Linked DNA regions of Homo sapiens: region 2 is linked to region 1. The links are chromatin loops, found by intact Hi-C in ENCODE. Cell type or tissue: sigmoid colon. All regions are shown on one strand.

Evidence for each region. A loop is a pair of places that touch in the nucleus more often than their neighbours do. Peaks named below come from ENCODE experiments on the same cell type or tissue, not always from the same donor. Only the 100,000 strongest peaks of a DNase experiment are listed, where the experiment ranks them.
Region 2: a loop joins it to region 1, with 4 times the contacts of the local background. A loop is called at or near these places in 3 of 110 quality-filtered maps.

The regions. Positions count from the first base shown.
Region 1 is chr4:53,376,427-53,378,926 of GRCh38, reverse strand. It overlaps FIP1L1 (factor interacting with PAPOLA and CPSF1), which reads right to left and starts at 1,286. Exons shown (of 18, transcript NM_030917.4): 1 at 1,004-1,286. The coding sequence starts at 1,088. It overlaps LOC105377654 (a long non-coding RNA gene), which reads left to right and starts at 1,187. Exons shown (of 3, transcript XR_007058118.1): 1 at 1,187-1,268. RefSeq lists a silencer at 709-798 and enhancers at 471-1,019, 959-1,078, 1,129-1,218, 1,020-1,568. In sigmoid colon, no CTCF peak of the experiment used is centred here; a DNase peak (open chromatin) is centred at 1,286; H3K4me3 peaks cover 1,903 bases; H3K27ac peaks cover 1,034 bases.
Region 2 is chr4:54,216,856-54,219,355 of GRCh38, reverse strand. No RefSeq gene overlaps it. Among named protein-coding and RNA genes, the nearest start is that of PDGFRA, 11 kb to the left of the region's middle. In sigmoid colon, CTCF peaks have their summits at 1,164 and 1,363 (motif pointing right); a DNase peak (open chromatin) is centred at 1,495; H3K4me3 peaks cover 580 bases; H3K27me3 peaks cover 924 bases.

The DNA.
Region 1 (2,500 bases):
TACACATTCACATTTCAAAGAGTAGTAACTAATGCTAAATCTTGCCACCAAACGATTTTTTTTTACAAGTTTATCAAAGTCACATCATCAAGGACCTGCATGGTGCCCAAAGTGCACTTTTACTATTCTATTCTAAAGACAATCAAGAATATATGTTTTAGGCAAGGAACAAACATTAACTTTCAAATCTGGTGTTAACAAGCAAGAAGGGATTGTGACTTAAAGTTAAAAACCAGATGTCAAACAAGTACCCTTCTAGAGAGAAGTACATGATGCATTAAATTTATTTTGAGAAAAACAAATACATGAGATGACACTGAAAACTATAAGCCGAAGGGTCATGAGATACCTCCATGATGTAGGTTAAACGGTAGTCTCTTAAAAAAGAATAACTTCACCTTAATACAGGAGACATTCAGAGTTTTCTTTATGGGCCATCTTTCTCTCTCTCTCTCTTAATTAATTATTTTTAAAGCACGACTTTCAGACAAGGAGGTACCCTTGCAGGTGCATTCCATACAAACTGACCATCAAGAAACAAGACGTTAGTTGTACAGCATTAACTTTATTTAGCTATTATTACAGAATGACTGTTTCTGAAAGAAGGGACAGGAAGGGCACCCTAAGGCCACAGGGCAAAAACAGACACCAAAAACCACCACCTCAGAATCGACAGAAAAAAACAAGGGTAAAGAGCGCAGCAGCTAGGCGATCGAGACGCCTCGGGGAAAGCACAGCGAAGCCGGGGGCCAGGACCGGTCACAGCCCCCCAGCCCGGCCCGGCCGCCACAGGGGTGGATGCGCATGGTGGGCGTGGGCCAGGCGGGAGACCGCCGCGGGGACTGGGGGCACGCGCACGCCGCGCTCGGCCTAAGTCAGGCCGGACAGGACTCCCAACCAGAGGCCCGAAGCGGCGGCGCGAGAGGCCAGGGACGCCGGCCGTTTGAGGGCCAAGAGGGGAGGCCTGAGAGAACCCGAGAGACAGAGACAGGAAGTTTCGTACCGCCATAGAGCCACTCTTCCTCCTCATCCCCTCCGGTCCCGCCGCTCAGCTCCGACACTAGGCGCTCGACCTCGCCGGCCGACATGGCCGCCCCGAGCGCAACTTAAACGCGGCGATCAACAGCCCCCTCCAACCCCTTCCCCAGCCTCGCAGCCCCGAGGCGCGAGAAGGGCGCGAACCCGCCGACGAACGAACGAAGAAAGCTCGAGACTCCAATCCCAGGAAGGCGACGGCAGCGGCGGCAAAGATGAAGCCTCCAGCGCAGGTCCGTCTGCGCATGCGCAGGAGACCCAAGCGGCGCGGCGCGTATAGGTGGCTTCGCTTCCGCGGCGGCCACCTGGGCCTGGTTGCGCCTGCGCGCTGAGGTGGGCCCCGCCCCTCTAGGATCCCGGTTTGCTATTTTGCGTGGCTTCCTCCCGTGGCGTCCTGAGTCGGCCAGGGTTCCCCGCCCCCACCCTTCTTTTTAATAACCCGTATTGCCATTGCTGGCGAGTACACCATTGTTCCCTTCTACTCTTCGTGCTCTTTCTTCTCAACTTTTTATTTGTTTTTTAATCTTCAGAAAGGCCTTCTTTTATTCTTTAATCAGCCTTGATACAGAATCATTACCTGTCACTCCCTTTCCTCACTGAATAGAGAAGAAATCACAATCAGTACTATTTCTCAAAAAATTAATTTTCACAGCCAACAAAAGCAAAACTAATAGATGAAGAATGCACTCTCCTTGTTAAAAACCATAAATTACTGTCAAGGTCAAAGACCGCCTCATTCCCCTACCCTTCTCTCCGGAGGTAGCCCTTGCTACAGATGCATATCCTGTTTGGAGTTCATCATTCCGAAATTTCCTATACACTTACTTCATGTGTTGTGCTGTTTTGGTGGGAGAACCTGAGATTGACAAGTCTTAAATAGTACAGTACAGTATAGTATCATCCTTCGACTTCCTTTTTTTTCTTTTTTTTTAGCATCCGTGTCTTGGAGCTCTTTTTCATTTTAGTATGAATCAAACTATATCTATTTTAAGTGCTTCATAAAATTGCATAGTATGGCTATCACAGAGTGAATATGGCTATTTCTCCATTGATGTACACCCAGATTGCTTTTGACTTTACACTTTTAACTACAACAAAAAATGACAATGAAGATCCACACGGCTCCTTGCAGATTTGTCTGTTTCTCAAAGATAGATCATAAAGTATGTACAGTTTTTATTTTAATAGGTAAACCAAATGTTCAGGCCGCTTCTGAAAGCACATCTTCCAGTGAAAAGATGACATACCATGGTTCAAACTGGAGCTCTAGGTTTGTCTAGGTTTTTTGTTTGTTTGTTTATTTATTTGAGGCGGAGTCTCACTCTGTTGCCCAGCTGGAGTACAGTGGTGCGATCTCTGCTCACTGCAACCTCCACCTCCTGGGCTCAAGCGATTCTTCTGCCTCAGCCTCCCAAGTAGCTGGGATTACAGGCACGCACCACCATGCCCAGCCAATTTTTGTATT
Region 2 (2,500 bases), 840 kb before region 1:
AGCCTGACCAACATGGTGAAACTCCGTCTCTACTAAAAATACAAAAATTAGCCAGGTGTGGTGGTGACCTCCTGCAATCCCAGCTGTTTGGGAGCCTGAGGCAGGAGAATCGCTTGAGCCTGGGAAGTGGAGGTTGCAATGAGCCGAGATGGCACCACTGCACTTCAGCCTGGGTGACAGAGTGAGACCCTGTCTCAAAAAAAAAAAAAAAAAAAACAGCACCAGCTCTCCTCTGCTGTCTGTCTCCTCAGCATTTACCCCCCTAGATTGTATCAGTTGACAAATATTTATTCAGCACCTCTTATACCAGGCACTGCGCTAGACTCTGGCATGCTGTCATGGACAAACAACCAACCACGGAGCTCAGCTTTGGACAGAGGAGACAGACGGAAAACAAACCAGGCCCTCATTAAATGGCAGGCGTGACTAGTGCTCTGTGGTCACCCAGTGCTGTGGGAGGCCATCGTCACTGTGGGAAGCCCAAGCTGGTCTGCTGCCTCAGGAAATCTTCTCTGAGGAGGTGATATTTATTTATTTATAATTGAAACAGTGTCTCCCTATGTTGCCCAGGCTGGTTTCAAACTCCGAAAATCAAAGCCTAATTCTCCCATTACAGCCTTACCAGTGCTGGGATTACAGGCATGCGCCGCTGCACCCCACAGTAGGTGATATTTAAAGCTTCGTGCAATTCTGAAGAAAGATGCCATATTCAGCTATTATTTTTAAGTCATTCAGAAAATGTATGTTGCATAAGAAGTTTGTGTGTAGGGCAGGTACAAACATAGCAAAGTACACTCCTCTGCCTCTGGAAACGATAGTTTTTATGTCCCAAAGGAACTGTAATGATCTGATATTGAATCAAAAAATGACTGAACTCACTCAACTAAGAAATTGTCTTTGTTCAAAAGAGACAATTCAGTTCCCCAAGGATAGGCTATCATGAAATTTGAATGTAACTGAGACTCCAGACTGGTGACATCTCCAAATCTGATGCTTTTCTGTCATCCTGGTGGAGTTATCTTGGAGCGATAAGAGAACTGCGTGCTCTCATCCCGCTCCACGAGCTAATGTTTCACAGGCTGACAATGACAGGGTGATTGCCTTTGATTAAAGCATATTTTCAATTATCCCTTGGGTACTTACAGCCTGTTAGGTTTGCATTGTAAAATGAACCCAAGGTCCTCCAAGGATCCACAAGACGGTCCAAAGTCCTTATTGTGTGTGCATTTGGTTAATTATTGGATTGCTCAAAAACGTAGTCATGAATTGACTTCACTGCGCAGTAGATGTCTAAATGGTTAATGCGGATTCCTCCTCGGAGAAAAACCAGACCCGTCTTTAACCCGCCTGCAGTGATTTCTAAACCACTAGAGGGAGCAAGAGGCCACCTCAGAACTAAGTCCACCCTGGGCGAGTCCGCATTTGGTGACTGAAACCAAGCCAAGTGTTCCCAAATGTTCTGGAAAGGAACCAAGTCAGGGCGTCTCCCATCTCTAAGCCTCCCCAGGCACCCCTAAAATCTGGTGCAGTTCCAGGCCACTCCTTAACAAGCCTGAGGTTCCACTTGAAGGTCCGACGCTGTTTGGAGTCATCCTCAGGACACTGGGGCTCGTATGTCAGTGCTGGGGGAGGGGAGGAGGGAGTGATGCGATTCCAGCTGCAGCCGCGTCCATTCCACCGCGGGCCAGGCCCTATATAGGCGCACAAGTTATTTGAACAGGAAGAGGGACAAATATAAAGCCATGACCACACGGAATCGGGGCGCTTTACCCAAACTAAGAGATTTGGGGGGCGGGGCGGGGGGCTTCTTGGGCTGCTGTCTGAGCTGTCTTTAAGAGTAAGAAGAACCAGGCCAGGCGCGGTGGCTCACGCCTGTTATCCCAGTACTTTGCGAGGCCGAGGTGGGCGGATCACGAGGTCAGGAGTTCGAGACCATCCTGGCTAACATGGTGAAACCCCGTCTCTATTAAAAATACAAAAATTAGCTGGACATGCTAGCGCATGCCTGTAATACCAGCTACTTGGGAAGCTGAGGCAGGAGAATCGCTTGAACCAGGGAGTCAGAGGTTGCCGTGAGCAGAGATCGAGCCACAGCATTTCAGCCTGGTGACAGAGGGAGACTGTGTCTCATTAAAAAAAAAAAAAAAAAAAAAAAAGTAAGAAGAACGGGCCGGGCGCGGTGGCTCACATCTGTATTGCCAGCACTTTGGGAGGCCGAGGCAGGCGAATCACTTGAGGCAAGGAGTTCGAGACCAGCCTGGCCAACATGCAGAAACCCCGTCTCTACTAAATATATAAAAATTAGCCGGGTGTGGTGTCGCATGCCTGTAGTCCCAGCTACTTGGGAGGCTGAGGCACAAGAATCGCTTGAACCTGGGAGATGGAAGTTGCAGTGAGCCGAGATCGTTTCACTGCACTCCAGACTGGGCGACAGAGTGAGACTCCGTCTCAAAAAAAAAAAAAGAGAGAGAGAGAAGAACGACCAGTGGTGTGTTTCTTC